Linked DNA regions of Homo sapiens: region 2 is linked to region 1. A link is a contact called in ENCODE POLR2A ChIA-PET data. All regions are on one chromosome and are shown on one strand. Each heading gives the region's core, a stretch centred on a gene start or an enhancer-like site at or near the end of the contact. The rest is flanking DNA. Distances are from core to core; before and after follow the strand shown.

Region 1 (6,073 bases), core at 2,628-5,127:
AAGCCAAAAACAACAACAACAACAACAAAAACAGATGTGGCCACCACCCTCAAGGAGCCTGATTTTTAATCCTAGCTTTCAATTTATGTTTGTGTTGAAAATGAGGTTGATTCCTTCCAGGAAGTATCCTTTAGAGTATTAAAATATATACACCATCCAAAATCCTATGCCCAGCTTAAATACCATACCACAAGAGGGGATGAAGATTTGTTTGAATGTGTGAAATAATTCTCATAGACTGCAGGGTGCGTAATATGTGTGATTTGAAATATCCCATCACAGGCCAGGCATGCTGGCTCACACCTGTAATCTCAGCACTTTGGGAGGGCAAGGCAGGAGGACTGCTTAAGCCAAGCTTGTCCAACCCATGACCTGCAGGCTGCATGTGGCCCAGGATGGCTTTCAGTGTGGCCCAACACAAATTTGTAAACATTCTTAAAACATTATGAGATTTTTTTGCAATTTTTTTTTTAGCCCATCACTTATCATTAGTGTTAGTGTAGTTTATGTGTGGCTCAAGACAATTCTTCTTCCAATGTGGCCAGGGAAGCCAAAAGATTGGACACTCCTGGCTTGAGCCTAGGAGTTTGATACCAACTAGTAACTGTCACAAATGAATTTAAATTCAGGTTTAAATAAAAAAGGATGAACTAACTCCCACACCATTAGGGATTCATTCATTCAACTAATATTTATTGAGCACTTAATATATGCTGGTTATTGTTCAAGTTGTCTGAGCTGTATCAGTGAACAAAACAAAAATCCTTGCCATCACAGAGGTTAAATTGTGGGTGGGCATGAGGGACAATAAACAGTGAACAAATTTATGATTTTTTTTTTTTTGAGACAAGGTCTCACTCTGTTGCCCAGACTGGAGTGCAGTGGCATGATCTCAGCTCACTGCAACCCCCACCTCCCAGGCTCAAGCGATTCTCCTGCCTCAACCTCTCCCGAGTAGCTGGGATTACAGGTGCACACCATTACTGCATGGCTTTTTTTGTTGTTGTTGTATTTTAATAGAGATGAGGTTTCACCATGTTCGCCAGGGTGGTCTTTAACTCCTGACCTCAAATGATCCACCCACCTCAGCCTCCCAAAGTGCTGGGATTACAGGTGTTGCACCACGCCCAGCCTAAATTTATGAATTATATAACAGAAAGAAAAAAGATACTCAGGAGGCTAAGGCCAAAGGATCCCTTGAGGCCAGGAGTTTGAGGCTGGCCTGGGCAATACAGTGAAACCTAGTCTCTAAAAAAAATTTTTTTTAAACTAGCCAGGACTGTTGGTGTGCAGCTGCAGTCCCAGCTCCTTGGGAGGCTGAGGCCAGAGGATCACTTGAGCGCAGGAGTTCAAGGCTGCAGTGATCATGCCACTGCACTCCAGTCTGGGTGACAGAGCAATACCGCATTTCAAAAAAAAAAAAAAAAAAAAAGGCAGAATAGCAGAGCAGGAACAAATGAAGGCAGAGGGGGAGAAGTATTAAGAAATTAAGACTGCTACAAAGTTTTGGCTCTGAAGACTTGGAAAATGTGGTACAAGGGGCAGGAATTCGCTTGAGAGGGAATAGATGAGATAAGGAGTTCTCTTTCAAACGTGGGGTTTTGAGGTGCCATATGTCTCAATGTGAAAAATATCCCATTGGCAATTAGAGAAGATCCAGTTCCAGAGAAGGGTCCAGCTAGAGACCTAAATTCAGGAGACATCAGTATAGAGCCAGCTGTTGAGGCTGTGAGACTAAGTTCATCCTCCTAGCAGCCTTACCGAGAACTCTGACTATGCAGGCAAACAGTAGGAATTACAGTATACCAGGCTCTTTCAGAGTCTGAGAAGACAAAAGTCTTCAAAAGGTCAAGAGGAGTTGGTCCTGAGAGTAGGGACCTGAACCAGAAGCAAGGGAAAACTTTTATCAGTCCACTTGGGAACTAGCCAGTGCTGGAAAGTACCCTTTGTGCCAGAGATGCTGTATGCATTTACCGTTTTCTTAACCATGTTTCAGTTTGGGATTTTTTAGATTAATAAAATAGAAATTAATTTTTAAAAACACTTGAGAAATTGGAATTCCCTTATGAAGGTCTTAGAACATTTTTTCTTTAAAATAGAAAGTTAGTTTAGGAAATACATTAAAGGAGTAAGAATCCCTACTTCAGTATTACAGCAGGCATTACAGTGCCACAAACATTAGTGTATCTTGCCTTCCTTGTACACAAACCATCTTTATCTGGGGAGAAAAACAACTATCCTAACATTATGTTTTGCATTTTGTATTCATTAAATGGGAGTGTGCCTTGGGGAAAGTCAAAATAGGCACAAATTTGCGATTTGAAAAGCCACCTGCTCTTCTCCCGGAGCTACCTCGCCAGCTTGGAATTACTCTCATTAATCCATGCAACACTAGCTGCTCTAAGCCCCATCCCCTCAGCTCTAGTTCATTATTAATCAAGGGTGCTTAACCTCATTCCCCATTACTCGTATTTCAACCTCAGTTCCACATTTTTTTTTTTTTATTTAGATAGATCTTCCTCTGTCGCCCAGGCTGGAGTGCAGTGGCGTGATCATAGCTCACTGCAACCTGGATCTCCTGGGCTCAAGCCATCCTCCCACCTTAGCCCCCCGAGTAGCTGGGACTACTGGCGCGCGCCACCACGCACAGCTAATTTTATTTTTTGTAGAGACGGGGCCTTCCTATGTTGGCCAGGCTGGAGTTAGGCTTTCTTTCTTTTTTTTTTTTTTTGAGACGGAGTCTCGCTCTGTCGCCCAGGCTGGAGTGCAGTGGCATGATCTCGGCTCACTGCAAGCTCCGCCTCTCCGGTTCACGCCGTTCTCCTGCCTCAGCCTCCCAAGTATATGGGACTACAGGCGCCCGCCACCACGCCTGGCTAATTTTTTTTGTATTTTTTAGTAGAGACGGGGTTTCACCGTGTTAGCCAGGATGGTCTCAATCTCCTGACCTCGTGATCCGCCCGCCTTGGTCTCCCAAAGTGCTGGGATTACAGGCGTGAGCCACCGCGCCCGGCCTCCGCTTTCAAGACTAAAAATTGCCTGGGCACTGTGGCTCAAGCCTGTAATCCCAGCACTCTGGGAGGCCGAGGAAGGTGGATCACTTGGGCTCAGGAGTTCGAGAGCTGCCTGACCAACATGGCGAAACCCCGCCTCTACTAAAAATACAAAATTAGCCGGTCCTGGTGGCACACGCCTATAATCCCAGCTACTCGGGAGGATGAGGCAGGAGAATCGCTTGAACTCAGGAGGGGGAGGTTGCAGTCAGCCGAGATCGCGCCATTGCACTCCAGCCTGGGCAACAAGGGCGAAACTCTGTCTCAAAAAAAAAAAAAAAAAAAAAAAAGACTAAAAATTGTCGGGGCTGCTGGCCAAAAGAAGATCTTGCCTGGCTGTCAGAAAATAATGTTCTTTCCAGCGGCTGCTTGAACCCGCTTCCTTCAGTGCCTAAATTTAACGGCTGCAGCTGCAGCTGCAACCTGTTTCCCCCGTAATAGGAATGAAAGTGGAGGATAAAAGAGGTTAGGAAGAAGGCAAGCCAGCAGTCTGACCAGACACAGGATGCATGTAAGAGACTTGTTAATTACACGTTCTATTTAGGTCACACTGATAGGCAAATCGCTATTCTGGGCCCCCAGGAAGCCTTTTCGTCCTTGCTATAGTCAATTCATTCTCCAGATGAAAGCCTGAAAGCGCCACGACCCAAGTTTCACGTCTATCCACTCAAGAGGCCTGCTTGGCGCAGGCGCATACCTTCAAAGGCCTCCCGCCCTCACTCCACCACCCCCTTAGGGGGCGGGGCCTCAGAGCTCAGTGCTCGAACTGGCTCCAGAGCCGTGAGTTCGGCATGCAAGAGCGGAAGAAACGCGGCTGGTACCCCGGAAGCAGTCGCTGCAACTTCCGGGAGGTGCTTGTGTGCCTGGTGCGGGAGCTACGGGGCCCAGGGATTGTGTTTAAAGTAGTGCTTCTACCAACATGTCCCGTGGTTCCAGCGCCGGTTTTGACCGCCACATTACCATTTTTTCACCCGAGGGTCGGCTCTACCAAGTAGGTGAGTGAACCAGGTTCGCCTGTGGGCCACCTGAATTGCCCTGTCATGGTACGTGCCTGGAGCGAGCAGACGCGGCCCGGGTTTAGTCTGGGGCCGAAGCTGGGCTGGAGCTGGGAAGGGAGAACGGCTGAAGCTGGATTGAGCTCTGTGGTGTTTGCACCCCCGTCTGGACGCAGGGATCGGGGGCCTGAAGGCCTGTCTCTGCAGGGCGAGCGGCCACACTGCGTAGACCCAATGGAGAGTTAAGGAAGATAGGGCTGTAATGCCTGACTCCGGCTTCGTGAGGCCCCTTCAGTTATTGTATTCTGTCCTGGCCAGGCACAAGGTCTGTTTCTAAAGGGTAATTGATTCCTTAACGTCTCAACTAAAATGCCTCCTCTCCGTTTTCCTTTGTTTGCAGCATGGACTTCTGTGGTTAATTCCACACAGGCACTCGAAGCCTGCTATATACCAGACACTGCTAGTCCTAGGAGATACAAATGTGAATGTTACACCCTCTTCTATACTGAAGCTCACAGCTTAGAGTGACAGATACGTTAAACAAACGGATAAAAAAAATTAAAAGTGCCAATTTACAAATATCTACAGAGTTCAAGACATCTTTGGGAATCTGATAGAATGAGTGACTCAATTCTAGAGCTGCTCTTGAGATTGGCATCCCCTTTTTACCCACATCTGTTTGAATGCTCCTGTAATTTAAATGCCGATTCTGAGTTGTAGATGAGGTACTGTGTACTAGTTTACTGAAGAACACCTGTAGTGGAAAGAAACTATCAGTTACTCGGAATAGTAATGTATTGCGCTGAAACGGTGTCAAGGTTTAGGTTATGATTATAAGCCAGACCCTTGATCTCTTACCATAGAGAATTTAGTGTCAGGAGGGCTTGATTTACATCTGGTCCGTGATGGTTTTATTTTTGAATGAGTTTAGTGGCTCCGTGTCTTGCACAGTAATATAATCATCTGTGCTTGGAATCATAAGGAGAGAGTTGGTCTGTAAATGAGGTTCTCTTCACCTGTAAATTTTAGAAATAGAGTTAAAGATAACTTGGAATGAAACTGCTCAGTGTATTACTGCATAGTGTATATAATGTAGCAAGAAACATCTTGTTGGATAATTCAGTAGCCCTTTTAATTTATCCCCAATTGAAAAACATGATTAAAGATAGAACAAAGAGATAACTGTATCCTCAAAGAATTTTCATTTATTGTATTAAATTCCTGAGTTTTAAATAATTTTCGTATATTAGACTACTGCTTTCAGCGTTCCATTCGTGATTTTTAATATGTGAACAGGAAAAGTCACTCTGAGACCTTTACTTTGTTTCTATATACTGTATTGTGAAGTCCAGCCATAAAGCATAATCGTTAATGCTTCCCAGATTTGGTGAGTGGAAAGGCTGAACACAGTGTCATTGTGATGGTTTTAAAAGATTTGGAAGAGAACATCTATCTGAAAACAAGTTCATTATCTAGACAGAATGATTTTTTATTTATTTTTATTTTTTTGAGACAGAGCTTCACTCTTGTTGCCTAGGCTGGAGTGCAATGGCGCGATCTCGGCTCCCCGCAATCTCCGCCTCCCGGGTTCAAGCAATTCTGCCTCAGCCTCCCAAGTACTGGGATTACAGGCATGCGCCACCACGCCTGGCTAATTTTGTATTTTTAGTAGAGACGAGGTTTCTCCATGTTGATCTCGAACTCCCAACCTCAGGTGATCCACCCACCTCGGCCTCCCAAAGTGCTGGGATTACAGGCGTGAGCACCGGGCCTAGCACCAGCCTAGACAGAATGATTTTAATCTCTGTGAATAACACACTCCCTCTGCTATTCAGGGCATTAATTAGACATTGTTAGGAAAATGAAAGTGAAAGAGTAGTATGAGCAAGCAGTATAGTGAAGAGTTCAGGCCCTGGAGTCATACATGGATTCAAATCTCTGCCCTGCTCCATACTACCTGATCTGGGCACTTGCCAGGTATGTAACCTTAGCCTTAGTTTCTCTTTCCAAAGTTGGGCTCATAAT
Region 2 (6,073 bases), core at 2,336-4,835, about 14 Mb after region 1:
ATTATAATGATAGCATTATCAATCATTGAATTTCAAATGACCTATAGTGGATTTTTAAGAATTTTATTATCTTTACAAAGAGACTTTTATTCTTAAACTAACTTCAATTGTCTCTTCTATTTTTATTTGATAAGATGTACAATTTATAGGCAGTGATTAAAAGGTTGGAGGTCCTTTGTTGTTTTTGTTAAGATAATTGAGGGATATTAAAATGAAGGAAGTGAAAATGTCTGAGTATCAATATAGATACACATACAAAGTAGGATAAGTAATGTACTCTAAAGTTGTCAAAGGCCTTGAAATTTTTTTGATTCTATCCCATTTAGGTCAAAATTAGAAAATTTTCCTCAAAAGAAAGTGATTCTGAAAACAATATGCTTTTGCTTTTTTTTTTTTGAGATGGAGTCTCACTGTATTGCTAGCTAGAGTGCAGTGGTATGAGCTCAGCTCACGGCAACCTCAGCCTCCCAGGTTCAAGCGATTCTCCTGTCTCAGCCTCCGGAGTAGCTGGGACTACAGGTGCAGGCCACCACGCCCAGCTAATTTTTTGTATTTTAAATAGAGATAGGGTTTCACCATGTTGGCCAGGATGGTATCAATCTCCTGACCTCTTGATCTGCCCGCCTCACCTCCTAAAGTGCTGGGATTACAGGCGTGAGCCACCGCGCCTGGCCACAATGTGCTTTTGCTTTTTAAAATTAAGTTGCTGATTGTATGCCAGCCATGATCAGAGATGGCTGTTAGCTTGAGAACTGTTTAGTTTAGGACCCCTTTACACTCTTAAGAATTATTGAGTTCCTCCAAGAGCTTTTGTTTATGAGGATTTTATCTATAGATATCTGCCATATTAGAAATTAACACTAATTTTAATTTAGTTTAATGTTTAAATTTTTTAATTTATTACAAAATAACAACAAAATTGTTAACATAAATAACATTTTAAATGAAAAATAACTTTATTTTCCTAATCAAAAGAATTTCAAAAAGAATGATATTGTTTTGCATTTTTATTTTTATTTTTGAGACAGAGTCTTGCTTTCTCACCCAGGCTGGAGTGCAGTGGCATGATCTCGGCTCACTGCATCTTCCACCTCCCAGATTCAAGCAATTCTTCTGCTTCCACCTCCCAAGTAGCTGGAATTACAGGCGCCCACCACCATGCCTGGCTAATTTTTCTATTTTTTTAGTAGAGACGGGGTTTCACCATGTCGATCAGGCTGGTCTCGAACTCCTGACCTCAAGTGATCCGCCCACCTCAGCCTCCCAAAATACTGGGATTATAGGCATGAGACACTGCGCCAGGCCGACTTAAGTGAAGAAAATCTGGCCTCACACAGATACATAGTTAGAAAAGAGAGTTCCTTAAGGAGCCCCTGAAAAGGTCTCCAGGTACCCACGGGGCTTGGAACTATACTTTGATACACTGAGAAACTCTGCTTATAGTACAACTAATTAATGTGTTTCAGAGACTCTTTTTGTTGTTACTGCTCTAAGTAGGATAAAAGTATGGTTTGAAACATAAATAAGTAAATCAAAGTGGATATTATAGTATTTTATTAAATGGCATATATATACGAAATATAGGCTGGGTGGGTGCGGTGCCTCACGCCTGTGATCCCAGCACTTTGAGAGGCCGAGGCGGGTGGATCACCTGAGGTCAGGAGTTCGAGACCAGCCTGGCCAACATGGTGAAATCCCATCTCTACTAAAAAATACAAAAATCAGCCGGGCGTGGTGGCAGGTGCCTTAGTCCCAGCTACTTGGGAGGCAGAGGCAGGAGAATCGTTTGGACTCGGGAGGCGGAGGTTGCAGTGAGCCGAGATCGAGCCAGTGCACTCAAGCCTGGGGGACAAGAGCGAGACTTCTCTCGAACAAACAAAAAACAAAAACGATGATAGAAGGGTAATGTAGCTGGAAGGAGGACACAGCCAGGAATTGAAGCTGGAAAGGCAAGCTGGGTCTGGACCATGCTGGGTCTTCTTGCACAGCACTGTGATATGAATTTTTTTTTTTTTTTTTTTTTTTTTTTGAGACGGAGTTTCGTTCTTGTTGCCCAGGCTGGAGTGCAATGGTGCCCTTTTGGCTCACTGTAACCTCCGCCTCCCGGCTTCAAGAGTTTCTCCTGCCTGAGCCTCCCAAGTAGCTGGGATTACAGGCGCCGGCCACCAAGCCTGTGTAATTTTTTTGTATTTTCAGTAGAGACAGAGTTTCGCCATTTTGGCCAGGCTGGTCTCGAACTCCTGGCCTCAGGTGATCCGCCTGCCTCGGCCTTCCAAAGTGTTGGGATTACAGGCGTGAGCCACCGCGCCCAGCCGAGATATTAATTTTGGATTCTACTAAGGACGACGGGAGCCAGCTCAAGGTTTTTAAGTGACTCGATCAGATTCACGAGGTTGGTTCACAAGGAACTTCGATAACCCCAAAGTCTAGTGAGCATAATTCGACTGGGAGAAGACACTGCTGCAAGGAATTCTGTGAACCAGACAGATTTGAGGGCACCAACCAGGGTGGATGGCAGATAAGGTCTTAACAGCCTCAAGGTGATTTGCTTCCTTGTTGAAGGCTTTAATTAATCCTCTTAAGTAACTTTCAAGTTCTTGAGTTCAAGTAAACACACTGGCACACTAGGGGAGGAGTGGCAGGCTATAAGCATTTTAATAATTAAAAAAAAAAAGCCTTTTATTGTTCAAAGTGTTCCTTTTCTATGGAGTGCTCCCAACCAGAAGATGAGGGAAATGGAGATAATGAAGCACGTCCCTCCTACCAAACACGATAAATTCTACAGGCACTGTAAGATCAAGAATTTAAGATTATTTTTGTCCCACCCTATTTTACAGGTGAGGTATCAAGCACAGTAACTCGTAATTTTCTTTTGGCCCAATTGAAAGGTATCATATAAGAGAAAGCTGTGTGTGCGTGAAAAGGATCCGCCTTTCTTTCTGAAGAAAAGGGTGGTTACGGCTTCGGAAACGCTTTTCAAGCCAACTCTGCAGCCCGGCTGGCGGCGGCAGCGGCGGCGGCGGCAACGTCAGATTCCCGCAGAGGCGGCGCCCGGCAGGGGCGGCAGGAGCTCAGGAGAGGCCCCCGGGGATCGGGCTGGGCCCCACGTGAGAGCTAAGCGACTGCCCTCGCGCCCGCAGAACAGCAGGGCCTGCATCGACTCTAAGGCGAGACCAGAAACTTGCTAGTGGAGCAATTCTGGTGCCCCTGCCCGGGCTGTGAACCCTCTGAGATCATCCCTCAATCAAACGAATAGAAATCCTCGGGAAGAAAAAAAAAATTGCGGCAATCCGGCTAAAATTCAGCAGCTTTCAGGGACCGATTCAGGACATTATCCCTGTGGTTCCCTCAGTGAAAGGAGACTCGAAGCGCGACTAGAAGTCGCCGGGCCCCATAGATCTGCGGTGCCCAGGCCGTAGGCGGAGGCGCGGGCAGAGGCGGCGGCGGCGGCGGCGGCGGCTGGAGGACCCGGCGCTGGGGGCGCTGAGCGGCAGCCTCGCTTCCGGAGCTCGGCGGGCGGCGTCAGCGGAACGGGCGGCTTCCGGCCGCGGCGTAAACAAGGCCGTGGACTGCAGGAGGCGGGGCAGACGGGCTGCAATAGGGAGCCGGCCCGACGCGGACCGCTTCCCTGCAGTGCCCCGAGTCCCGGGCCCGCGCCGCCGCCGCCCGGCTCCGCTCGCGGCCCCTCTGTCTGCAGGCGTGCCCCGGCGGCGGCGGAGAGCCGTCCTCGGCCGAGGAGGCTGGGAAACGCGAGCGCAGGCGGCAGAGAGGCCTCAACGCCGTCCCTTTCGCCACCGCCTTTTCCTTGCCTCGCGCCGCTGTGCATTTCTCTCCTTTTCCTTTGTTTTTTTGGCCCCTCGCGGGTGTGGGCATTGTTGGTTAGCAAAAGTGCAGCCTCAAGATGGCTGATGGCAACGAGGATCTGCGGGCTGACGACTTGCCTGGGCCAGCCTTCGAGAGCTATGAGTCCATGGAGCTTGCCTGCCCCGCTGAGCGCAGCGGCCACGTAGCCGTCAGCGACGGGCGCCACATGTTCGTCTGGGGCGGCTACAAGGTCAGTGAGTGGCCGGGCCGCGACGGACGTCGCTCGGCTGTGACTCGGGTCTGCGTTCGCGGCCAGGCGGGGAGGCCAGAGCGGGCCGCCGAGGGCGCTCCCCGCCTGCGTCGCGCGCCCCACCTCAGACTCTGCCCGTTGGTTGTTTTTTTTTTGCGCGCGGGAATCTTCCTTCTCTCGAGTACCCCAACCCGTCTCGAACCTCCAGGGCTGCTGTCATGTCACCCTGGTGCTCACAAAGCCAACTCACTCCCACCCCCGTTGTTGCCATTGGAGCGTTATTCCGGGGAAGGCCCTGTTAATGTTGCTTGGGCGGTGCATTCGGAAGGGTTGGGGTGTGAAAGGTGACGGTGTGTGATATCACTCAGACGCGTTATGAGGACGGCCTACGAGGACTTCACCCTCTGGAGCTGGGAACCGCTGCCCACTTACAGGGAGGCCGAGGTGTAGGAAAACTGGAATTCCAAAAGGTTACAGGAACCACCTTATTCAGCCTTCCCGCCTGTGCAAATGGCCATCAGGACTGTTTTCCTTCTGGCTTCAGCTGGGTTGAAGTTTTTCAGCAGACACCCCTATTAAGATAATGGAAAAGCTCCACCAGTAACCAAAAAATCCCCAGCATCAAATGAACTACAGAGTGCAGCTCTTTGACTCTCCGATCCCCTGGTTATAAACAACGTGATTAGTTAGCAGTTTAAAGCCAGTTGCCATTCTTTACCCTGCTAACCTCGGAAATCTAGAATTTTATTTGCTAGGATGGCTCTGAGCCAGTCCTACCACAAAATTCCTCTTTGGTCTTGAAAATGTTCTCCGCCCTCCCCACGCCCGTGCCTTGGATGACTTGCTTTGTGATTGTTTTTAGCTTATGGTACAGCTGACTTGATCATAGTTGACCATTTTTGAGATAGCTTTCAAAGATGGCTGTCCTGATACTTTATTTTGGTTTAACTGCAAAAGTAATTTTTTGCCAATCCTAATGAATCTGCAGTGTTTTCCCCAGTTTCCAATGAATGTGGTTAGAAAATAGAAAGGGGGCCGGGCGCGGTGGCTCACGCCTGTAATCCTAGCACTTTGGGAGGCCAAGGTAGGTGGATCAGCTGAAGTCAGGAGCTCGAGACCAGCCTGGCCAACATAGTGAAACTCCGTCTCTACTAAAAATACAAAAAAAAAAATTAGCCTGGCGTGGTGACGGGCGCCCTAATCCCGTCTACTTGAGAGGCTAAGGCAGGAGAATCACTTGAACCAGGGAGGCGGAGTTTGCAGTGAGCTGAGACGGCGCCATTGCACTCCAGCCTGGGCAACAAGAAGGAAACTGTCTCAAAAATACTTTAGAAAGGGGTAGAGAATTGCAAGAAGGGGGGCGGGGGGGCAAGCATGTAGTCACCCTTATAAAAATGTAAATTAATTCCCCTGGAGAAACCTGTCAATGACACTTCTAAGCTACCTAATTCATAATTGTATTTTTAAAATGACAGCATGAGAGAATAAGACTTTGGGAGTGGGGCAGGGGAGGATTCTTAGTGTGGAATATTTCTTGTGGATTTAAAAGGGCCTGGATGATTGGGGCCGATTCAGGGAGGAGCAGCACAATCACTGAATTGGATGGTTCTGAAACAGACTGCCCTCCCCATTTATGGCTGGTGGCTGGAACCCTGAGGGTAGGCACAGAAGTCCTTGGAGATTGTTTCAAAGGCAATAAACCTTGGCTTCCTACATAGTAGGCAGTTTTCCTCCCCAGGACAGGCTGGTCCCCTGTGGGTCAGCCCGCTTCCAGCCTTTCCCTTCATCACTGGTGGGGTGGAAAAAGAAGTTGTTTTACGTGGTCAACTGTTCTGTTTCTGTATGTTTAATATTCAAGCTTGCTGGACTTTGACACCCATTTTTGGCTAACCGCAGTCGTTTACTGTGTCAACATTGTTCAGAAAGTGGCTAGGGAGGGTCAAAGGCTGGGAATGTCAGGCAGTTGTTAAAGTTCAGGGAAAGGATAGAATCCTGGCTCCATCATTACTTCATAAATAA

The links. ChIA-PET counts read pairs that join two places held with the same protein, here RNA polymerase II (POLR2A).
Region 2: POLR2A ChIA-PET joins it to region 1 with 16 read pairs in A673. The contact joins the promoter of KLHDC2 here to the promoter of PSMA6 in region 1. POLR2A ChIA-PET finds 5 or more read pairs at or near these places in 2 of 52 experiments (A673 and activated B cell).

Annotation. Positions count from the first base shown.
Region 1 is chr14:35,288,505-35,294,577 of GRCh38, forward strand. It overlaps PSMA6 (proteasome 20S subunit alpha 6), which reads left to right and starts at 3,878. Exons shown (of 7, transcript NM_002791.3): 1 at 3,878-4,048. The coding sequence starts at 3,973. All of the region lies in intron 9 of PRORP-PSMA6 (PRORP-PSMA6 readthrough), which reads left to right. RefSeq lists enhancers at 3,579-4,165, 3,882-3,961, 4,082-4,201, 4,282-4,341, 5,795-5,974.
Region 2 is chr14:49,764,568-49,770,640 of GRCh38, forward strand. It overlaps KLHDC2 (kelch domain containing 2), which reads left to right and starts at 3,586. Exons shown (of 13, transcript NM_014315.3): 1 at 3,586-4,054. The coding sequence starts at 3,902. RefSeq lists silencers at 2,986-3,045, 3,386-3,465, 3,636-3,815.